3 separate regions of the Mus musculus genome follow, and all the other regions are linked to region 1. Evidence: chromatin loops called from intact Hi-C (ENCODE). Cell type or tissue: heart. All regions are shown on one strand.

Region 1 (8,000 bases):
TCTCTAAGAGCAGTTTTAGATCCTAGTGGCTTGATACCCTCTCCCCTCCCTCAGGGCCAGACTTTCCTGAGGTGATGTCTCCTCCTGTTACCTGTGTCCTCCACTCACCGGGGCAAGGCACAGGCTGGCTTCTCTGCCGCCAGTTCCCCAGGTCTACCAGTTTCCCACATAGGAGGCCACGAGAACCTGTTCTCCTTATCTACCTCGACCTTTACGCCGGGCAGCTGTTTACCCTCCTTTGGTAAACCTGCACATGCCCAAGGTTCGGCTACCAGGTGTCTACTTAGTGCGGACCTTGTCATCGGTTTATTTCCTGCTTGTCACAGCTGTTTCCGGCCAAACGAAAGTAGCAGGAAAGCAAGGGCTACCAAGTTGCTCAAGGAAGCAACCAGGGGCCGGCAATGCAGCTCCACTGGCAGAGTGTTAATCAGGATTCCCAAAGCCCTGGCCTCCACGCCCAGACCACATAAGCCCCATGTGGGGGAGCATACCTAGGATCCCAACAGTCAAATCATACTAAGTTTGATGCCAGCCTGGGTGACATGACAATCTGTCTCAATTTTTTTTTTTTTTTTTGAGACAGGGTTTCTCTGTGTAGCCCTGGCTATCCTGGAACTCACTCTGTAGACCAGGCTAGCCTCGAACTCAGAAATCCGCCTGCCTCTGCCTCCCAAGTGCTGGGATTAAAGGCATGTGCCAACACTGCCCGGCTCAATTTTTTTCTTGTCAAAGAAGAATGAGGAGAAAGAGGAGGAGGAGGAGGCAGCCCAGTATGCCTAGAAGGCAGAGGCAAGTGAATCTCTTTGAACTCTGTAAGTTCAAGGCCAGCCAAGGGTACACAATGAGAACGTGTCTCAAAAACAAAACAAAAGGAAGGGAGGGAAGGGGAAGAGAAGGAATGAAAGACCAGCTCTTTTCTACACACCAGCTTGGTACAGTGTAGCCAAAGCAAAGCTCTGCTAAATCATGTCCCATGTGCAGGCTGCATCTGCTGCAGAATGCCTGCTTCTTGGCTTCTGTGGGCATAGCATACACATAGTGTGCACTTAAACACATCGAGGCAAACATTCATTCATGTAAAATATAAATAAATCTTAAAAAGAAAATCAAAGACCAGCCCTGGAACCATGTTTCACTTAATAAACCCAACCATCGGCTTAAATTGCCAGGGAGGGGGAATTTCCACCAATCACAGCAGACCTGACATGCAAATGTTGCTAATATTTGCACCAATCATAGCACTGCCTCATTTGCTCTACCAGCGGTTGCTTTGGTAGGCTACTAGACAAGTACCTCAGGCCTTAGTGGAAAGAACTGCAGGGTCATCCAGAGGTCACATAAACAAGTGATAACCAGAGGTCCAGCACCTTTTGAAACAATTTTTGCTGAGGCTGCACCATCAGGCATAGGAACAATTAACAGCCATCATGGGTCAGCAAGATGGCTCAATGGAGTAAGGGTACTTGTTGCCAAGTGTAATGAGCCAGGGCCCACATCACGGGAGGAGAGAATACAAGAATAAACACACACACACACACACACACACACACACACACACATGTCCAATAGCCATCTCCCCACCCCATCTCCCCAGCCCTTTGAGATAGGGTTTCTCTATGTAGCCCTGGCTGTACTAGAACTCAAGTCTATAAAACAGGCTGGCCTTGAACTCAGAGATCCACCTGACTCTGCCTTCTGAATGCAGGAATTAAAGACATGTGCTACAACCGCCCAGCATTATGTGGCTTTCTTAAGCTCTCTGTGGACTTCTGGTGCTAGTGTAAGTAGAGCCTGTCTGTCTGTCTGTCAGATAGTTCTCTCGCTCAGGCAGCCAGGGCTGCACATGAAGGCCCCAGCCCCAACATCTTTGCTAATTTAAGTTATTTATTTAATAACTTAAAAATTAAGTCGTTAACATTAATAGTAAGGAGCTGGCTAATCGGGGGCTGGGGATTGAACTCCAGACCTCATGTATGGCTAGTGACTGCTTTATTAACTGAGCCATCTCCAAGGTAACCCATGACGCATGGGTTAGTGCTTCAGCCCCATCTTCCCACCCTGCTCCATCATTTAAGCCTCCAAGTTTCTTCTTAAATGGCAAACAAGAAACACTGTAAATCCAGAAAGATTGCTGACACATGTCTGCGAGAAACACAGCCCAGATCTCCAGCACCCACATAAATGCTAGGCTGTGTTGAAGCCTGGGAGATAGAGACAGGGGATCCCTTCGGCAAGCTGGCCTGCTAGACTAGCCAAATCAGCAAGCTCTGGGTTCAAGTGTGATGCCTTGCTTCAATATATAAGGTGTAACAGGATCTAGAAGGTCCTAGAAATAGCTGGCCTCACAGCCTACACATGTGCACACACACGTGTGAACAGACATATAAAAGCAAAAAGAAAGAAGAGGAAGAGGAGGGAGAGGAAAGAAAAAGAAGTGGTGGGGTTGCTCAGCGGCTAAAGGGGCTTGTCACCAAGCCTGGAGATTTGAGCCTAGTCCCAGGAACCAACAAGATGGAAGGAGAGAACTGGGCCTGACTGGATGTGCCCACACAGTCCACAAATAAATTTTTATTTTTATTTTTATTGTTTCAGGGGTGTGTGTGTGTGTGTGTGTGTGTGTGCGCGCGCACACACATGAAGGCACCCTCAGAGGTGAGAGGTGTCAGATAGAACTGGAGTTCCAGGCTGTTGTGAGTCTGCAGTTGTGGGTGCTGGGACTCGAAATCAGGTCTATTAGAAGAACAGCAATTGCTCTTATCCACTGGGCCAGCTCTCCATCCCTAATACAAAATTTTAATGTAATTTTAAATAAAAATTAATAGATTTTGACAGATTTCTTATGACTTATTTTTATTATTATTTAAAATGTGTGTGTTAGTTTGTGTGTGGGTGTGTGCATGGGCGTGCAGGTGCTCTCAAAGGCCAGAAGCAATGAATTCCCTGGAGTTGGTGTTAAAGGTGATGTAAGCTCCCCGAGGTTAGGAGCTGGGCATCGAACTTCGGTCCTATACAAGAGAAGCTGGAGTTCTTAATCACAGAAATTTTAATCTTGCTTTCTACCCTCGCAATGCCTCTGAGATAGGTATTTCTGCTATCTTAGTAGGGAATGGAAAAAAAAACAAGACAATACTCACAACTGAGTGGCATTTCAAAAACTTAGAGAAGGAAATCGCTGGCACCTAGGCGGAAACCCTGGAGACGGAAATTGCGGAGGACTCTGGGTCCTCAGTTGACCGTCCACGCGGGATGTAAAGTCCGGCTGCTCACCGACGCTGGGCCTTTAAGGGGCGTGGCGGGGGCGTGGCCCCAGCGGTCGCCCGCTCTCCCAGGCTGCCCCGCGCGCGCGACGGCAGTTCGGCCACGTCCCTGGCCACGTCGCGCCCGCTCCCGCCATCTTTCGCCGCTTCCTCTCTCCGGGGCTGCTGTCGCCGCGTCCCGAGTCGCTGCCTAGCTCCGGTGCCGCTGTGCCGCGCCGACCGCCGCCGCCATGAACATCTTCCGGCTGACTGGGGACCTGTCCCACCTGGCGGCCATCGTCATCCTACTGCTGAAGATCTGGAAGACGCGCTCCTGTGCTGGTGAGCGGCCGCCGGGGCGAGGCGCGCGGGGCAGGAGCGCGCGCGTTTGGCCCATTCGACCGACCCATTCGGCTCTCGGTCGTTCCGGAGGCTTTGTGCCGGGCTTGCGATGGCCAGACACACCCATCTCGGCCTGCTCGGCGGGCAACGAAACCCCTCCGAGTGTGCACACGGGCTGGGGTGTCCGTCGCAGCTCTGGGCCCCCCAGTTCTGCGCTTGGTCCGCTCGCGAACTTGATCCGTCCTGGCTCAGCGAGCGCTGGCGTAACTGCCCCCGCGTCCTGCTGCATCTGAAAAGTTTAGCACGGGATCTGTGGGGCTCTAGTGGGCGTGTCCCTCTCCATGGGACTTTTGGGGGGCGCCTCTGAGTCCCCAGGAATCAATGGGAGACTTGCTCGAGGAGGATGGATAGGACCACAGACTAGCTGGGCCTGACGTGGCAGCCAGGCCACCCGCGAAGGTGGGGCTGGCTGGAGGAAGAGGGGCATCCTGCTATTCATTCTGTTATCTTCAAGGACAAGCAGAGGATGGGATGTGGGGGCAGGATGGTGTCAGGTCTGGCCTGTGCTTACAGTTGATGAGGCTACAACTCAAGCCTTGGGGTTCGGGATCTCATGCGTCATAAAAAGAGATGTGGATCTTTTAAGTGAGTTGCTTGGCATAGTTTTCATGTTACTCTGAGAAGCAAGCTAGTTTTTCATCCTTGAGTGTGGCCGTCTAATAACTGGTTCTCTTAAACTGCCAGCGCTGGGTACCACAGAGGCCTCTGTTCTCGGCTAGTATCCTTGCTCCACGTCACCATTGAGTTGGCGCTGTACCTCCCTCAAACTACATTGCAGAGAGGCAGTAGAGTGAACTTTCCTCACATAATAGCTGTGGACTTCTGCCTTTCGTTAAATATTAGGAATCTTACAAGTTTTAGATAAGTTCTTGGTGAGTGTGATGGTGCTTGCCTGTAATCCCAGCACTCGAGAGGTGGTAACCTGAGGTTCAGGAATTCAAAATGAGAATGGACTACATGCTGGTCCTGTCTCCAAAAACACCCCCTGCTCCCCAAAAACCCATTAATTAATTGATTGATTAAATAAATATATTCTTAAAATACTGTCCTTAATGCTATGTCCCCAAATGAAATAACTTTGTAAACTCAAATTTAATTTTTTTCAGAGACAGCAGAAAATAGAAGTCCTAAAGGCCCTGGGTGATGGAGACGCCACCTATCTGGTTTATTAATAACACCTCATCTAAAGTAGCACCGCCCCTTTGACTCTGCTCTCTGAAGGTCTCATCTCTCCCTGGAACATAGTTGAGATCCAGGAAGTAAGCACAACCCAAAAGACCTTTGCCCGATCGAAGTGGACGTCACAAAGTCCTTGTACTGAACCAGGGGATCTGACTGGGAGGTGAACTGGGAGCCCAGTGTGGGATTCAGAATGACAGTCAATTAATTGCTTCAGTTGCGATAGGTGTGCATTAAGTAGTCAGCTGAGTGTTATAGCGCTCCTCTCAGGCAGTACTTAAAATAACCATGTCAACGGTCCCCGGACTGGATGAGGGAACCGAGTCTTAGGCAGGTTAGCAGGCTTTCGATGAAGCCAGGATTGACGCATAAGCAGTAATGAATTTGGAATTTCCAATTAACCTTTGTTTCGGCCTGAGCAGTTTGAGTTTGCACATTTGATGCCAGTGGTTCTGTCACGTTTGCTGTTGGATTTGGGTGCTACTTTTAGTCTTTAGCTGTCTTTCTAAACCTCTAAGTCTCTTTGTCTTCTTTCTTATGTTCTTCTGCCAAGTCAAGATATATTTTATTTTTAATTGTGTGAGTGCTGGTTCCTGTGGAGACCAGAAAAAGACATCATACTCCCCTGGATCTGGAGTCACAGACAGTTATGAGTTGCCTAGTGTGCTGAAACTGAACTCAGGTCCTTTGCAAGAGCAGTACCCTTAGTGGCTGAACCCTCTCTCCAGCCCCAAGAAACAGGGTTTTTTTTTAATTATTAATTTTTTGCGTGCCTGTGTGAGTTTACTACAAGTGTGCAGAAGCCCTTGGATTCCAGAAGAGGGGCGTGAGATCTTCTGGAACTGAAGTTACAGGCAGTTATAAGCCACCATGTTATTGCTGGAAAGTGAACCCAGATAGTCTACAAGAGCAGCAGGTGCTCTTAACTGCTGAGCTGTCTCTCCAGCCCCACAAACTTAGAATTCTTAAGGGAACGTTGAGTAACCAGGAAAAAGGAAGCAGGTTGCTACTTAATATTCATTGTTTCCATGGGAGATTAGAGCATTGAGGAAAACACAGTATTTAGCTGATGTGCCAAGAATGGAAGGTAAATGGGTGAGTTCAGTTTGTGATTCCCAAGGATGCCCTGGATATTAGTAAGCCGCCCGCACTCACTCTTGGACTTAAGATCTTCTTTATTCTGCTATATACAATTTTTCTGACCTTTCAAAAATGAAATTCACCAAGGCCATTTATTTTGAGTTAAATGCTGGCTTGTGTTAGATGCTCTGTTTTCCATGCTAAGTTTAAAAGTTCTGTAGAGGCTTTGGAAAGAGGAAGAACTTGATCAGAGTTTCTCAAGTATCCGGAACCTGAGCCAACCTGAGCCGCGGTGTCCAGGCCGGCGTTTTCAGTTGGAAAAGCGGAGCTCCTTTTAGGGTTTCAGCACCAGCTTAGAACCTAAACCACAGGGCCTTTCCCTAAGGGGAAGACGGGGCAGGCTGCTCAGGAAGCTGGACGTTACATTTTTGAGTACTCAGTGTTGCTCAAGCTGGAATCCTCCTGCGTCAGCCTCCTGAGAGCTAGGTTTACATGTGTGCTTCTCCATGCCAGGCTTTAAGGACCTGTTGTGAGCTGATTGTGCTTGAATGTAAACTTTGTGTTGTGTCTGGTGTCACTGTAGAGGGGGACATCAGTGACAATGTCTTGTGTTACTGACCTGCCAGGCAGCTTGATGGTCAAGTTGTCTCTTTTAGGGTGTGGTTTGTTTTTTTTTTTTTTTTTTTTTTTTTTGCCCTAATCCCTTGAAACAATCAGCTATAATATTTACTTATTTATGGCGCTGGAGTTTGAACCCAGGGTCTCACTGAAGTCAAGCAAATACCGGTTGAGCCAAATCCATATCCCAAAGCTTTGTTTTTAGGTGAAGTGCTTTTTCTAACTTCCTATAGGCTGATAGTCATTGTCAGGGCTTGCCCTGAGTTTACGTGACTAGTGAGTCCTGCAATGAGTGACCTCCAGCCTCCTCCTTTATTTACTCTTTCCCTCCTAGCTGTTATGGTGGTTGTAAACCTGTCAACCTATCAAACTTGACAGCCTGTCAAACTGTATGGTTTTTATATTTGAAGCAAATAGAAAACTTGCCTTTCTTTCTCTCCTTCTTTTTTCTTCTCTGGTATTGAGGCTTGAACCTAGGACCTCGTGACATGGTGCATACTGGTCAAGCTCTTCCGTAGCTCTCTACTCCCAGTGCTAACACTTGTTGTTGTTGTTGTTGTTGTCTTCCTCGGTACTTGAAGCTTTTGCATCACATTCCTAGACTCCTCCTGGAGCTGTTTTCTCTGATCCTTTGAGGGCTAGTTAATCTCTTAATAATCATTGCCATGCACGGCCTGACCACCCTCTCTGTGTGCCCAGCCCTGAGAGCACTCAGCTGCAGATGGCAGCAAGCCTTGCTGCCATCCTTGGGTGTTAAGGAGTGTGGCTATGAGTGCTGCAATCCCAGCATTCTGCAAGTGGACACAGAGGACTAGAAGCTCAGAGCCATCTTTGGAAGACTCTGGAGAGTACGAAAGAAGCTGCAGTGGGAGAACACTTGTCTAGAACGTGCGAGGCCTGGGTTTGAGCCTTTGTGTTGCACAAAGAAAGATACAGGTCAGGTGAGGGGGTAAATCATGTGTGAAGGACAGACATGGCTGTCAAGCTATGAGGACAGTGACTTGTGTGAAGTGGAGGGAGGGACCCAAGGACAACTCCTTTGACTTCCCAACAAGAAGTGTCAAGATTGCTGAAGAAAAGAGTGGTCATGTAGCCAAAGATAACCTTGAACTTCTTACCCTCCTGCTTCCACTCGGAGTGCTGAGATCACATGTATATGCTGTCCTTCCCACTTTCTGGAGTGCTAGGCACTCTCTCACTGAGCCACATCTCCAGCCACAAAGCACTGTCTGTAGATAAGAGATTTTTGTGTAGAATTTGTAACAAAAATTATAAACATCCTGGAGAGATGGCTTCAAGGTAAAACTTATTTGCTGCTGTTCAAAAGATCAGAGTTCAGTTCTTAGCACCCACATTGGGGGTTTCAAACCACTGATAACTCCAGCTCCACGGGCTCTGATGCCCTCTTATGCTCTCCGTGTACACGCACACACACACAGCAGACACACAAGTAAAATCTAGAAAATACAAGTCTACAAAAATAAG
Region 2 (8,000 bases), 93 kb before region 1:
ATACAAAGCAAGGTTCACCGCACACATACGCCAAAATCCTAGTCCTACAGAGGAAAAGCTCTGTATGCTCTAGCCACCCTGTGCCGAAAAGAGCCAGGTGACATCTAGATGTGGTATCTAGAGCACAGCAGCACCCCATGAGGACGACTCTGGGGGACAGTCCCTTATAGTCCCAGGGACGGGGAGCAAGTCCCTAAAGAAGCAAAGGCAGTATCTGTCCGAGACCCCCATCCTTTCTGCGTACGACACGGGGTCACGGGGTCAGCACTTACCTCTCGTGCACAGCAGGGCCCCCGACGTCATAGCCACCTGCAAGGCCTGGGCCAAGCGGTCCAGGGCAAGCTCGATCTCCTGGGAGGCATTGAGGGGGTTCAGTTCATCTGCTAGTCTGTTGATCTCCTCCACAAGCGGGACCATGTGGTCGAACAGGATGAGCCCCAGGCGCCCGTACAGGTTTTTCTCTGTGAGGTGCAGCTGGAGCGTCATGAGGACCTGCAGGACGCTCAGGTGGAGCTTTGAGTACAGCAAGTGCGAGTCTCTGTCCGTGCTGGCACCCGAGTCCTTGGCAACCTTGTGACTGATGTGGCCATTGGATAGGCAAGGCTTCTTCCTTTTGTAAGCCAGAGGGGCCTTCACGCACCACCGGATCAGCCCAATGAGGGGTGTGAGCTCTAAAAATCCTATGGGCAGGTTGGCGGCGATGGGAGTATTTAAAAATGTGATGAGAATCAGCCTCGGGTCCTCGAAAATCCAGCTGACAATCATTTCAAGCAAGTCCAAAGGTGGGATGAGGTCATCTGCAGAGAGACATGCAGTCAGGAGCAGCTCTGGCCTTGGGGACAGGAGCGGACAGTGGGGGACGGGCCCCCGAGTTTAGAGCCTTCGTGTCTGACGCTCAGATGCCTACTGCCCAAGTCACACTCATCCTCTGTCTCCTTCTCTCTCTTTTTTTTTTTTTTGAGACAGGGTTTCTCTGTATAGCTCTGGCTGTCCTGGACTCTGCCTCCTTCTCAACATCTGCACCATGACGGATGTCCTGTCCCCAGTGTCCAGGACCCTACGGCCAAAGTCAAGGCTCAGAAAAACACAAGTGAAAATAAAAACCACCTAAGTTAACAATTCCCTTGAACTTGAATTCCCTACACACTTATTTAATTTTTGGTGCATCTACGTGCATGCGTGTGCTTTTGTGTGTGTGTGTGTGCTTGTGTGTACACTCGAACATAAAGCATATGTGGAGATCAGAGGACACTGCAGGAGTCCCTTCCCTCTGCACTTTTACACAGGTCCCAGGGATTGAACTTAAGTTGTCACGCTGTATGGCACTTGCTTCTGCACATGGTGCTCAGCCTCCCTGACACTGTGACCCTTTAGTACAGCTCCTCATGACATGGTGGCGCCAAGCCATAAAATTATTTTCACTTCATAACTGTAAGTTTGGTGTTGTTATGAACCGTAATGTAAATATTTTTGAATGGAGGTTTACCAAAGAGATTACGGCCCATGGGTTGAGAACTGCTGTTCTACACAAAGAGCTAGCTCACTATCCCCAAGCTCACAACGACGGGTGCGCTTCAGCCCTTGTCTGGGTGTAGGTTTCCTCCCTATGCCTGGTATCTCCTCTGTAGTAAAGTGGCAGCCACAGTGACCTTCAGGGAGCAGTGTGCAGTGCTGTCAGTCAGCCAGCGCAGCCCCAAAGTTGGAGCCCTTATCTAAGTACCAGTGTGACTCTGGGACAGCACTAACAAGGGCAGAAGTTGGCACTAACTCTGGGCCTACTGTGTGTCAAGTGCTGGTCCCAATCCTTTAAGCAAACCAACCCTCTTAGTCCATACACCCCAGAGTTCTTTCTCAGAACTCACTAGAAACACATGGTGGAGCTGGGTGTGGTGGTACATGCCTCTGATCCCAGCACTCGCAGGCAGAGGCAGAAGGATCTCTGTAAGTTCAAGGCTAGCCTAGGTCTACAAAGTGAGTCCAGGACAGCCAGGGCTGTTATACCAAGAAACCCTGTCTCAAAAAAAAAAAAAAAAAAGACCAAAACTACAAACCAACAGGTGGAGGGCTCATCTCAGACCCCTGGCAGCCTGGCTTTTATGTCACCCAGCTACTCTGCCCAATTTGACATCAGCACGGTATATGCTCAGGCTGCGGCCCAGCCTCCTCTCTGAGGCTGTGTTCTCAGCTCAGCTCATGGGAGAGCAAAGCCTGACAGAGTCCCCTGCCATGCTTGGCTCGAGCATGTCAGAGAAGGACTTGGGAAGCAAGGCATGTGCCCACTCCGTTGGAATAAGCTTTTCTTCCTCTGAAGACTGTCTCCGATTGTCCCGACAACACTTCCCCATGTACCCCACCACCGGCAGGAGGCAGCAGCTGTGGTCTACAGCCCCCCTGTGGCAACCCTGCCCCTGTGCCCTTGATTCCCCAGAGAGTTTCTGCCCCCTATGTTTCTAACACATGCCCAGGTCTCAGTGGGGGCACCTGCCGTGGCCTAAAGGCAGCGAGCAGTCAGGTGAGAGTGTGCATCTATGCCCTGGGCATGTGCGTGGCACGTGTGCTTAGTGACTGAATTCTCCATTCCCACAGGAGAGACCTGTGCTCTTGAACCCGTTTGCCTGCACGTATGTATGTGCATCACAGGCACGCATCTCCGCGCTTCTAAGAGCAGAAGGCGCCTCCAACCTGAAAGTGGCACAGGTTAAGCAGTAGAACCGGTAAGATGGGGACAAACACATGGCCATGGGGCTGGGATGGAACAGGAAATAGACAAGGTTCCCAAAGACTCTCAAACTGCTGGCTGAGCTGCCAGAGCTGCCAGAGCCAGACAAGACACTACCTGTCAGCCCCCAGGGCAGCCAGGGCAGAGGACAGAGGGAGGAGACTGACCCCTGAGCACAAAAGCAGGCTCACTCCACAGAAAGCAGCACAAACACCTTCCCTTTGTGGGAAAACCCTGAGCCTCAGGCATAAGACACCGCAGGGGCCATTGCTGACGTGAAGCCCCGGCTTCTTCACCTATTCTCTCCATCACAGACACATTCCTGGGACAGCATCAACGAGCAGGGCTTTCTGCGCAAGTCCTTCCACATCTGTGTCAACTCTGGCCCCTACTTCCTGGCTGTTCTTCCAGAAGACCCAGGTTTAATTTCCCAGTACCCACTTGTAGCTCACACCTGTCTATAATTATAGACCTAGGGCATCTAACACCCTCTTCTGGCGTCTGTGGATACCAGGCATTCATGTGGTGCACAGATATACATGCAGGCAAAACATCCACACACGGGAAGAAAACAAGAAGGAGGAGGAAGGAGAAGAGTAAGATGGTGTGATGGTTTGTATATGCATGGACCAGGGAGTGGCACTACTAGAAGGTGTGGTCCTTTTGGACTAGGTGTGTCACCGTGGGCGTGGGCTCTAATATCCTTGTCCTAGCTGCCTGGAAGTCAATATTCTGCTAGCAGCCTTCAGATGAAAATGTAGAACTCTTAGCTCCTCCTGCACCAGGCCTGCCAGGATGCTGCCACGTTCCCACCTTGATGATACTGGACTGAACCAGCCCCAAATGTTGTCCTTTATAAGACTTGCCTTGCTCACAGCAGTAAAATCCTAACTAAGACAGAAGGGAAGGGGGAAAAGAAGAAACCTTAAAGATAGATGGATGGATGGATGGACAGATGGTAGCTGGATGGACAGACAGACAGATAGATGAGCACTTGCTGCTCTTCCAGAGGACTTATGTTTGGTTCCCAGTTTCCACACTGGGCACAAGTGCCTGTGCCTTCACCTTCAAGGGCCCTGACACTCAATTCTGGCTTTCTTGGGCACCCACAGGTACCTGTCATACCCCCGCCCCCCATGCACATAATTAAGAATAAATCTTGTGGAGAGGCAGTCACATGTCTACGGAAAAGTACCTGTACCTGGTTTCCTACGCTCTTATTTCCGACATTCAGACCCAAACTGCGAAGAATTGAACAAAGCCGCTTTTAGCAAGTGGTAAAGACTGAGATGCTGTAAGGCTAGGTTTAGCCCCACAGTAACGATGCATACGTTGCAGTTAAAAAAGTCAGTGGCAAGGGTCTGGACAGTGGGTAAGAGCACTCGCTGCTCTTACATTGAGTTCAGTTCTCACATTTGGACCATGTGTAACTCTAGCTCCAAGTGCCTCTGTGGGCACTGCACACGTGACACCCGCCCCCCAGACACAAACCACAAAATAAAACAAAAGCCAATGTAGTCACTGGGGCATGAGGTATTCCAGGGCAGAATGCTTGTCCAGCATGCTCGAAACTCTGGGTTCTACCCCCAGCACAGCAAGAAAGAAATACACAAAGCTGGTGTCCACCAGAAGCTGCTCGGACACTCACCTGATGACAGGTCGTAGAGGGCGGTCACGGACGTTATGAACTGGCAGCAGAAACGAGGACTGGCACTAAAGATCTGCTTCAGTGTCTGAACGGAGCCCGGCACCAGACAGCAGTAGTCCTCCACAAGCACTCTGGCAAGCCTCACGCAGTAGACCACGGGCGTCCGCTGGGAAGAAGCCACAGTCCAAGTCACTGAGGAACCCTGAGCTGGCAGGTGACAGCTGCGTGTAAAGAGTGAAGACCACCCACGTGGGTGGAGCCACTTCGGGGCGGGGAGACCTGCTAACAGAGCCCCTTGGGGTAGGGTCTCATCATCTAAAGCCCATGGCACCAGTCTACCACCACTTCCCAGCCACAGGGGAGCACAGCTCCACAGGGGCGGCCAAGCTAATCAGCCTGCTATCCCACACTCCAGCACTAGAGGGCAGAAGTGCGTTCTTGCAAGAAGGACCATGCCCACTACAAAGGTGGAATAGTTACATAAATCTGCCTGTCTCGGTTGAAAGGTGACTTTGCCGAGGAAATGACAATTTCTGAAGGACACCATACATCAAAACTACCCATTACTACCACTGTGAGGTTTGGAAGAGTTTGTGAATTATCACATGATGAAATGTTTGCCACAAGCCCAGCAGTGGTGGCGCACGCCTTTGATCCCAGCACTTGGGAGGCAGAGGCAGGCGGATCTCTTGAGTTCCAGGACAGCCAGGGCTACTCAGAGAAACCCTGTCTCAAAAAAACAAAAACAAACAAACAAAAAAAAAAAAGTTTGCTACAGCTGGGTGTGGTGGCTCAAGGCTCGGTCTCAGCACTAGGAAGCCTGGGGCAAAAGGATTAGGAGGTTGTAGGCTGGCCTAAGCTACATAGTTAAACTTGTTTTTCTTAAGATTTTACTTTTCATGGTGTGTAGCCCCGTGTGTCTGTTTGAGTAGACCCATACATGTGCGTAAAGGCATTCAAGGAGAACAGGGGGAAGGGATTCCCGGGAGCTGGAGTTATAGGCACTTGGGAGCAGGATATGGGTGCTCTAAGAACTGGATTTGGGTCCTTTGTGTGAACAAGTCTCTTAACTCCTAAGCCATCTCTCCTTCCCTCCGCATACTGTTTTAAAAATCCAATCATTTTGCCTGAGAAATAGATTTTCCATTTATTCTGAAGATGAGGCCTTTTTGTTTTGTTTATCAAAAAATTAATTTAAGGCTGGGTGTGGTGTCACACACCTTTAATCTGGGGAGGCCAAGGATGGCAAATCTTTGTGAGTTAGAGGCCAGCCTGGTCTACAGAGTGAATTCCATGCCAATCGAGGCCATACAGTAAGACGCAAACTGGGAGGATGGTGGGGGATGGTTGGTGGGGGATGGTGGAGGATGGTGGGGGATGGTGGGGGATGGTGGGGGATGGTGGAGGATTCAGCCAGTTAAGCTCTTGCCTTGCAAGCCCGACAACCTGAGAGAAAGCTCTGTAACAGCATAAGGACAAAAGAAGTAGGGGGCTAGACAGGCAGCTCAGTAGTTAGGGGCACTGGCTGCTCTCCCAGAGGACCCAAATTCGATTCCTAGCACCCACATGGTGGCTCACAACCATTTGTAACTCTAGTTGCAGGGATCGAAAGCCCGCTCCGCTTCCAGCCTCCACAGTGTGAGCAGCAGCATACAGGTGGTACACAGACACAACATCCCCACGCAAAACAGTTCCACATTAACAAATAATTTTACAAATTTAAGATGAAAAGGAGCCAAGGAAGCCAGGTGGCGGTGGCGCATACCTTTAATCCCAGCACTCGGGAGGCAGAGGCAGGCGGATTACTGAGTTCAAGGCCAGCCTGGTCTACACAGTGAGTTACAGGACAGCCAGTGCTACACAGAGAAACCCTGTCTCAAAAAAAGGTGACAGTAGTGACCCGACTTCACACAGCTGTCCTCAGGCCTCTCCAGATGTGCTGTGGCACAGGCAACCACACACACATCACACATGCACAGTAATACTAAAAGTAAGCTGGGTGTGATGGCATACACCTTTAATAGCAAATGCTAGGGAGGCAGAGACACCTGGTCTGGGTTGAGTTCAAGGCCAGCCTGGTCTACATTTTGAGATCCAGGACAGCCCAGGCTACATAATCAGAACCTGTTTCAAAATGAAACAAATCCTAATTTTACTACTTTGTGTACAAGAAGGCTACAATTCCAGAGCCAGACACGTGGACCCTATAATCCTCAAGAGACTCAGGTAGAAGGGTCATGAGGGTTGAATTCAGCTTGGGCTACATACCAAATTCTTTTTTCAAAAAAAAAAAGTCAATCAAAGAAACAAAAAAAATGTTTGCTCCATAAAAAAAACGGGACTGGGTGTAGCACCCAGGCAGGGATGATCGATGACATCACGCACGTGTAAAAGACCTCTACGAACATCCAAACTCTTGTTATCCTGTCTACGGAGACTGTGGGAGACGCTATTTCGAGAGCAGTACCTGGAGCCAGGAGGCCGCACATTCCAACACGGGGATCCGACACACGGCCACGGCCATGGAGACCAGCTTTCCCAACAAGCTCATTCGGCTGTCGTCGGCTTTGTTCCCTTGGGGGCTGAAAAGGGAGGAGAAAATGATCTGCCGCACAGAGTCCTTGCTTTGCTCCTGGAAGTAACTGCACATGATTTCAAGAAGCTGGAGCTCCTGGAGGGAATTCAGTCTCTGTAAAAACAAACCCGGAAGAGAAGCTGTGAGAAGAGGGCCTCCACCTGCCCCTTAGCTCCCACCCTAAGAGATTAGGGAAGTGGATGCTTAGAATCCCAGCGCACACGAGGCTGAGTCTAGCCGATAATGAGTTTCAGGCTGGCCCGAGATACATGGTACACAGAAAGACAGTGTTTGAAAAAGGAAAACAGATCTATTCTTTTTCCCAGGGTGTATTTTTTTCACCCTTCAGAAGCCTAAGCCCGGGGGGGCTTAACTCTATGAATAAGCAAAGGAAAAAACCCTGCATCTAGTTAAGCGACATCCCAGAGGGATGTTAAGTAGCCAGTTCACAAAGCCACCACCCCGGATCATTCATTGGTGGGCGACTGTCACACGCCTGCGAAACGGGCACGCGGCTGAGCAACGCCGCTGGACTGCAAGGCCGGGGGAGCGGAAAGAGGAGCGAGACCTCGGGGCGAGCTCCTGTCACCGAGCGAGGGCACGGCCGGGGCGGGCACCTTGGGCTGCGCGCCGCGCTCCTTGGGCACTTGGAACACGAACTCCTCCAGCAGCTCCACGGAGCCCTTGTCCACGATGGGCAACGGCGCGCTCTGCAGCTGGCTGCTGAAGTAGATGTCCAGGTGGTACAGCACCTCCTTGGCGGCGCTCAGCGCGTCGCGCCGCAGCAGCGAGTGGCGGATGTCGCTCATGGTGCGGCCGCCCTGTCCCCGCCGCGAGTCCTACTTCCGCCCGGAGACAAAGAGGCGCGACCGGCCTGGGCCCCGACGCGGGCAGGGTCGCGGCGCCCGCCCGCCTCTAACAGGCGCCAACCCGCTCAGGGGACCATCGTCGCCGCTGCCGCCGCCGCCACGGGCCAGCGAGTATCCTGGGGTCCGACTGCGGCGCCGCCCAGAGCCGCGGGAGCCGACGCCGCTCGGCCGAACCGGCGGCTGAATGGC
Region 3 (8,000 bases), 76 kb before region 1:
TATGCACGGGCCATTCCAGGAAGAAGCCACATGAGTCCGAGGAACACGGCCCGGGCCAACCTCCTCCTGTAAGGGTTAAACAAGGCCAAAGTGGTAGCACAGCCAGTGACCCCAGAACTTCAAGGCAGGGCCAGGTTTGTCTTGAGTCTGAGTTCAGCCTAGGCTACCCAGAAAGAACCAGGCTAGGTAGGGCTACATAGTAAGTAAAGGCTCTGTCTCAGAAGCATGTCTCAGACAACAAACTGGCCATGTAGGTGTGGGGACAGACTTCAGTGGCCGAGACAGAGAGCACGCCAGATGAGCACAACAACCCCAGCTCAATCCCCAGCACCACGGTCAACCCAGAAATGAAAAAACAAAACTAGTCACCCTAAAAGCCCATAGGCAAGTGGTAACTGGTCCATAAGGAGAGATTCCAAGCCCAGCACTCGCCAAACTTCCAGCATCCTTCCCTGTGCTGGAAACCACGAAGTGCTCCCACAGGCTATAGAACAGCAGCAATTAATCACCCAGGCCAAATGTGGCCCTGTGCGAACCCTGAGCCACAAATACCGTGTGTGGAAGAGCTGATGAAGAAGCGTCTGCACGGCCCTCTGGAGGCACTGCGGGATTACCCTGGAGCACACCTGAAATCACAGGAGCAGGGTCAGCCTCACCTCTCACCCCTCGTCCCCCATCAGGAGGTCCTCCACATGCAACGGAGGTGAGTCTATCATCTTCTCTTCAGATGGCAGAAAAGCAAGCTACGAACTCGCTCACGTGTTTGTGGTGCCTGTGTGTGTGGTGTGCCTGTGTCCACACATGAGCACATGCGTGTGGTCAGAGTCAGATATCTTCCCTGGCAGCTCTCCTGGCCCAGGTTCTCTCGCTGTGTGGCTAGTCTAGCCAGACAGTTTGCCCTGCAGATCTCCTGTCATTGCCTCCACCAAATACTGAGATACAGGCCGGCCACCATCCCGGCCAGCATTTATGTGTGCTCTGGGGATCTGAGTCTCCTTACGCTTTATTCTCTTGGATTGCTTCTCTGCCATCCCTCCAGTTCTGGTTGCACGGCAGCTCTGTGACTGCCCAGCCATCTCCTCGGCTCCGCTCTGTGTTTGAAACAGTCTCATTACATAACCCGAGCTAGCCTGGAATTCATAATCCTGCCTCAGCTTCCTAAGTGCTAGGATTTAGGAGGTGTAGAGAACACCTCCATTTCTACCTTGACTGCACAGAATGTGTCTGTTGGAGTCTGTGGGGAAAGGGGGTGTGCAGAGGCTGCTGTGGACGTGGGCTTCCCTAACCCTCAGGTCTGCTCCATGCTCAAGATTGGCCTCCAGATCCCCAGGGTCCTCCCAAGTCAACCCCTTCGTGGCTACTTGCCCCCACTTTGCTTTGACCCCCAAGGGAAGACAGATGGGACAATGTGAAGGGAAGATTGACAGCTAGATGCTCAGCTTTCTGGTCACTTGTGTCCTCCTGAGTTCACACCTGCTACAAGCATGTCTAGGCAAACAGGAGTCACAACCAAATACAGACATTACACACTGTTTAAAAAGCCAACCTTGAAAATTCGACCTATTCGACCTATCTCAAAGCAAAAAGACAACGTTTTGTTTGTTTGGACACAGGCTCTTGCGATGTAGCCCCAACTGGCCCCGAAGCCTCAGCCTCCCAAGTGCCAGGATTAAAGACAAGACTCACATCCCCTTGTCTTGTGAGCCTTCCAGACTAGCACCTAACACAGTATTCACATCCGGGCAGTACCCAAGGACCAGTGCTACCTGTGCTCCTCCAAGGACCACGGCCTTCAAACGCTGGCTTTTTGTGAAGATGCAGATCAGGACAACACAAATCAATAAGAAGGCCAAGTAGAACAAGAAGAGAACCAGGAAGTCCATGCTGGAGGCTGCGAAGGAAGAGACGGCAGGCGTGAGCAGCTGCTGTTGAGGGATTTATTCCCAGCATGTATTCCGGCCCTGGGCTCACTCCTGCAGGTGAGATTCACACTCGGATTAGGCCATCCTCAAGATGAACAAATCCCTTCATTAGTCTGTAGGCAGTGTGTGCACATGTCTGTGTGTGCACGTGTGTCTGCAAGTGTGCATGGACATGTTCATGTGTGCCTTGATCCAGAGGTTGAGATAGGGTATCTTCCTCAATCATGCTCCCCTTCATTTTAAATTACATTCTATTTACTTGTCTCTGTGCATATGTGAGTACCACAGCACACAGTGTGTGTGTGTGTGTGTGTGTATGTGTGTGTGTGTGTGTGTGACAACTTTTAAGAGTTGTTTCTCTCCTTCCACCGTATGAGTCCTGGGGTTCGAACACAGGTTCTTCAGGCACGGCAGCCGACGCCCTTCCCCAGTGAGACATCTCACTAGCACAGGGGCTTGGCTATTATTTTGTTGTTATATGACATAAGGTCTCACAACATAGAGCAAGCTGGCCTCAATAGAGATCCACCTGACTCTGCATCACAAGTACCAGGATTAAAGGTGTGTGTAACCATGCCCAGACTTACTTTTTTTTTTTTTTAAAAGATTCACTTATCCATTACATGTAAGTACACTGTAGCTGTCTTCAGACACTCCAGAAGAGGGAGTCAGATCTTGTTACAGATGGTTGTGAGCCACCATGTGGTTGCTGGGATTTGAACTCTGGACCTTTGGAAGAGCAGTCGGGTGCTCTTACCCACTGAGCCATCTCACCAGCCCCCAGACTTACTTTTAGTTTCTGAGAATTTGTGTGTGTGTGTGTTGATATATACCCTAAGGTGTATGTGGCAGTCAGAAGACAACCTCTGGTGTTAGTCCTCACCCTCCACCTTGTTTGAGACAGGGTTTCTTGCTTGCTCTCCATGGTGTCCACCAGGCTAGCTGGCCTGTGTGTTTCTGAGGACTCTCCCAGTTCACAGTGGGAAAACTGGGATTACATAGGCACATACTGCTACATCAGGCTTCGACATATGTTCTGGAGATTTGAACTCTGGTCTTCACACTTGCAAGACAAGTACTTCGCTAAGCTAGCTCTCCATACAAAGTATTGGTCAAGACAACCTCAAGTCTAGTGGGTTCCTTCCCACCCCACCCCCATCAATATTGAGAATTGAACCTAGGACTTCATGTCACGTATGCTGGGCAAGCAATCTATAAGATAGCCACCACCCCAGCCCCTTACCACAGCTTGTATGATGTGCTCCCTCTCTGAACCTATCCTCTCTGAACCTATAGCTCACAAGCTCAGCTAGACTGACTGGCCAGCAAGCCCAACAGAGCCTACTGTCCCCCTCCCCCATGCTGGACTGTAGATCTGCACTGCCAAACCAGAAGCATAGATAGACCTTTACATTAGGATTTGTAACAGAAGCAAAATCACACGTGTGAAGTAGCAAGGAAAGTAACTTTATGGCCGAGGGTCCCCACAACATGAAGAACTGTATTAAGAGGTCACAGCATTAGGAAGACTGAGAGCCTCTGGGATCTGTAGCTCGGACCTGGAGCTCAACGTTTTGTGGCGAGGCTGACATGCATTAAAGCACACTCACGTTGGTGCTGGGGATCCAAGCTCAGGACTTTGTGCTTGCACAGCAAGCACCCTCACTCACCGAGCGAGCTCCCAGCCCACCAACCCCTTGTTTTTTGAGACAGGATCTGACTATGCAGGCCAGGCTAGTTTGGAACTCAGAATTCTCCTGTCTCAGCTTTCAAAGGGTTGGGATTCCAGAAGTGCACCACCACACCCAGCAATACACCCTTTTACATCTTTAAATATTCACATGGATACTGATAAAGTCCTGCAAAAGAACCTGCGCCGACCTCATCAGAATGAGCAACTCCTAGAGGTAGTCAGGGTCCCACACCCAAACTTGGGCATATTTAACAGGTCAGTGGTCATGATGTCACCCATCACCCTCCAGACCAGAATGATGAAATATAAAAAGCCCGTGTTAAGAAACTGGGAACACTGACATTGGCTTTACGAGGCAGGATTCTGGACCAAAATTCCAACGCAGAGAATCAAAACAGAAACTATTAACAAAAAGGAAACAAACAAAAAAATGCCATTCTCACAAGGTAACAGGGCTCCGGTCTACATATTTCTCTAGGTCGGACACTTCCAGCGGCACCTTTTGCGTTCATTTCCCTTTGCCACATCCAAGGAGAATTCAGATAGCAGCTCCGCTTGGGCAGCGCCGTGAATTTGGCACGCGCAAAACTGGCGACATGGTTGTTCCAGGAGGCTGGAACCGGCTGCGGAGACAATCAAACGCAACACTTACATACTGCTGAATAAGTCTCCATGGCAGAGTGCACTGTGAAAGGCATTCAGAAGTAGAGGATGCTGTACCGCTGCTGACCTGGGAAGAAAACTTCAAAGTCCACTAGTTTGGGGGTCTATCATCCCTCTAGCTGTCACTGTCACTGTCACTACGCCTATCACTGAGGCGCCCACACCGGGGTCCAGACGCATGGTGAGGTTGTCCACATGGGGTAGGGCCCCAGTCGTTTCCCTTTGCTGGACACTTTCCGGGTACATTATTCAAGGCCCTTGCATGCTTGAGGTCACAGAATCTGCAGCTGCGGGGAACCAGGGAAGGGCAGTGGTGAATGGAGCCCATCCCACAACCAGATCCCGGACGCATCAGGCTCAGAGGAGACAAGGGAGGCTCGGAAGCAGGCTGGGAGACGGCAACTACGTCCGGAGCCCGGACAACGACTGGAAGAGGAGGGGACACAGCGAGCGGGATGCAGGGGGCTCGGAGAGGACTGTGCTCTCACTCAAACACGGGGTCCCGACGGCCGCCGCCCAGCCGGGGTGTCACAGAGCCTTCCGGAGCCGCCTTACCCCAAACCGGGCCAACCGTCCGCCGCTGCCGGCGGACCCCAGCGGAGCGCTCCCCAAGACTTCCGGCGCGTCCATGGCGTCATCAGTGCCCGCGACGGAGGCGACTTCCGACGGAAAAAGTAGCGGGAGGCCGGAAATTATTGTCTTTGGCCTCTGGTTCTGCGAGCCGATTGTGTTTTCGTACCGTCGTAGGTTTTCTTTCTCTTTTCTTTTTCTCTTAACGTTTGTCTTTCTCCCTCCCTCGTCCTCTGCTCTCTCTTCCTTCGCACTTTTATTATTACTTGACAATTTACTGCCTATGTACGAGTCCTTCGTTCTCCCAACCCCGTCCCATTTTCGTGGCCTTGATTTGATTCTTGTGGGTGTGTTTGCTTGTTGTGATCCGCTGAGTGTAATTCTGATTTCTTGTATGTGCGTAGATTTAAAAAGCTATTTTCTTTTTCTTCTTTAAAAAAAAAAAAAGATTTGTTTTATTTATTTTATGTGAGTCCAATGTCGCTGTCTCCAGACACACCAGAAGAGGGCATCAAATCCCATTACAGATGGTTGTGAGCCACCATATGGTTGGGGGGATTTGAACTCAGGACCTCTGGAAGAGCAGTCAGTGCTCTTAACCGCTGAGCCATCTCTCCAGCCCTAGCTATTTTCTTTTTAAGAATTTCTTTCCAAAATATGATCTCAGCTAGGCATAGTGGCCCATGACTTTATTCACCGCCCTAAGGAAACAGAGGCAGGTCTCTCTGAGTCAGAGGTCAGCCTTGTTTACATGAGTTCCGGGACAGGCAGGGCTACATAGCTAGACCTTTTCTAAAACAAAACAAAACAAATGAGCAAACAAAATTAAAGTCCCACCAAATTATACCAGGCTGGCCTTGGGCTTTTGAACCTCCTGTCTCAGCCTAACTTTGGTTGGGATGGCAGGCACACCTAACACAGGAACTGGAATTTTCGAGCACTTTTGACAGAATATGAAGGCTGTCTTGGGTCGGTGCAGGAGAACTGCTGGACTGTGCCGAGCCTTTGCATGTCCTGGCGGGAACTCAGCAGTAACCCTTGACCACCCAGCAGGTACCTAGACAGGGACACCTGTGTCTTCCTGGCAGACACACCACTGGGCCCTGTCCCAACAGTCCCAGCATGTTCCACTGCAGGGGTCACAGTATGTCCCCCTGTGAGTCAGGTTCTGCTGACCGCATGCCCCTACTCCTGCCATCTCTGTGCACAGCTTTAACGTCCTCCCTGTGGGGAGCAGTGACTAGTGTTTTATCCCTGAGGATAAAAAGGCTGTTTTGATAATGGGCAGGCTTGGCTTGAGAGGAGCTGCTGCTAAACATAGCACTGAGAAGGTTCCTGGAGGGGATGGGGGTGCTGCTTTGTCTGAGTGCCCCCCAGGTCCTCCGAGAACTATTCTTGACGCCTCTGAAAAACAGGTTCCCTTTGAGGAAAAAAATGTCTGATCTCTAAGCATTAGCCTCAAAGCTCCCCTCTCCTGTTTGCTTTGCTTCCTACCCCAGCTTCTCATTTCTTTTTCCTTTTAGAAAAAAAAAAAAAAGAAAAGAAAGAAAACAACTACCTTTCTGAATGTATTGTATCCAAGGCCTTTGCAATGTTGGGAGCAGAGTGAGCAGGTGTGGGGAGTCCTGAAAGACTGGTTACATTACGGAGGTCATCTGGCATCCAGAGAAAGCTACTGCTTCATCAAGCAGTTCTCCACCCTGCTGTAATTAAATACCTTGAATTTTCTTTCTTTCCCCCATGTAAATGAAGGACTTCGTGGTCTTCTCTAAAAGTTTCTGTTCTGACTAACTTTGATTCTCGGTTCCGTCATCCATTTCATCTTGTGTTCTGTTGCCTTTGGTTATATCACACAAAGAGAAGGGTTGGGATGTAAGTGAGTTAAGTTATCCAGGACAAAATCTTCGCTGACCACCTCATCTGTGATGGAAGCATCCTCATTTAATATGTATTCTGCAAACTTTTTTTTTGGTGAGAGATGTAATTTCTCATGATGTACCCCAGGCTGGTACCTCTTGAGTGGGCTTCATGAGTGCTGGGGTTATAGGACTGGCCAAAAAGCACTTTGTATTTATGAATACATATTCATTCATTAAATACATATTGACTAATAGGTACCAGCTGAGTTTCTTGTTCAAGGGGACATAAGAGTCGATAGAAATTGCAAACTCTCCACTGGGGCTGTAGGTCACTGGGTAGACCGTGGGTTCCATCTCAGGCACCGTGTGAAACCTAGCATGGTGGCACAAGCCTCTAATGCTATTTCTGGGGAGGTGAAGGCAGAAGGAGTGTAAGTTTAAAGTCATCCTCAGTTACACAAGTTCGAAGCCACCTTAGGTTACGTAAGACCCTGCATTCAGTGTGTAGGCCACAGATTGGACACACCTATCTCTATTATAGACAGTTTCAGCCAGGAGTGATGGTGCATACCTTTAATACCAGCATCCAGAAGGAGGCAAGGGCAGATGGATTTCTGTAAGTTAGAGGCCAGTCTAGTGTATATAGTGAGTTCTAGGATAGCCAGACCATACAGTGAGGCTCAGTCTGGAAAAACAAAACAAAACATTCTTGCTGTGGACACTATGTTCTATTCTCCTTTGTCTATTTCTTTTTACAGGGGAGGGCAGTTCAAGAAAGGATTTCTCTGGTGGTCCTGTTCTGGAACTCACCCTTGTAGACCAGGCTGGCCTGGAACTCACAGAGATCTGCCTGCTTTTGCCTCCTGAGTGCCGGGATCAAAGGCGTGTGCCACCACTGCTTGTCTACTTTGTAATGTTACAAATAGTTTTTCAATGATGTATTCATAGCTTAAAAAATTGTGCAGAACCAGATCTGGCAGTACAGTCTGTAATTCTGGGGGCTGGGGGTGTGAAAGAGGAAATTCAAGAGGTTGGGGGGAGAGAGTTGTGAGTTTGAGGCCAGCCTGGACCTGGACATACAGACACACTCCTGTAACCCACACTCAGGAACGTGCTTGATATAAGAGGATAGAGAGGCCAAGGGGAACTCAGGTTAGACATGACAGAACCCGGTCTCCACAGTAAAAGTTGTGGGTAAACTTCTCAGTGCTTTGATGACTTTTGAAAACAAATGTTTCTCTAACTTTTCTTTTTTCCTCTCTGTCACTCAGAACCTCCAGTCACAAATGCTGG

What was found. Hi-C counts contacts between places; a loop is a spot of excess contacts. Peaks named below come from ENCODE experiments on the same cell type or tissue, not always from the same donor. Only the 100,000 strongest peaks of a DNase experiment are listed, where the experiment ranks them.
Region 2: a loop joins it to region 1, with 2.1 times the contacts of the local background. A loop is called at or near these places in 5 of 42 quality-filtered maps.
Region 3: a loop joins it to region 1, with 4 times the contacts of the local background. A loop is called at or near these places in 8 of 42 quality-filtered maps.

Annotation. Positions count from the first base shown.
Region 1 is chr5:143,400,475-143,408,474 of GRCm38, forward strand. Kdelr2 (KDEL (Lys-Asp-Glu-Leu) endoplasmic reticulum protein retention receptor 2) reads left to right here and starts at 3,346. Exons shown (of 5, transcript NM_025841.4): 1 at 3,346-3,578. The coding sequence starts at 3,488. It overlaps Gm20635 (a long non-coding RNA gene), which reads right to left and starts at 3,268. Exons shown (of 3, transcript XR_868670.2): 1 at 3,135-3,268. In heart, a CTCF peak has its summit at 3,440; DNase peaks (open chromatin) are centred at 3,327 and 4,017; H3K4me3 peaks cover 2,962 bases; H3K27ac peaks cover 2,426 bases.
Region 2 is chr5:143,307,344-143,315,343 of GRCm38, forward strand. It overlaps E130309D02Rik (RIKEN cDNA E130309D02 gene), which reads right to left. Exons shown (of 6, transcript NM_172726.4): 1 at 7,560-8,000; 2 at 6,835-7,056; 3 at 4,368-4,533; 4 at 273-797. The coding sequence starts at 7,751. Among named protein-coding and RNA genes, the nearest start is that of E130309D02Rik, 4.0 kb to the right of the region's middle. In heart, a CTCF peak has its summit at 4,774 (motif pointing right); DNase peaks (open chromatin) are centred at 1,688, 4,678, 7,468 and 7,768; H3K4me3 peaks cover 2,124 bases; H3K27ac peaks cover 1,318 bases.
Region 3 is chr5:143,324,333-143,332,332 of GRCm38, forward strand. Zdhhc4 (zinc finger, DHHC domain containing 4) reads right to left here and starts at 4,906. Exons shown (of 8, transcript NM_028379.5): 1 at 4,834-4,906; 2 at 4,059-4,238; 3 at 1,767-1,891; 4 at 553-626. The coding sequence starts at 1,883. 0610040B10Rik (RIKEN cDNA 0610040B10 gene) reads left to right here and starts at 4,976. Exons shown (of 2, transcript NR_027874.1): 1 at 4,976-5,021; 2 at 7,979-8,000. In heart, no CTCF peak of the experiment used is centred here; a DNase peak (open chromatin) is centred at 4,899; H3K4me3 peaks cover 2,413 bases; H3K27ac peaks cover 1,753 bases.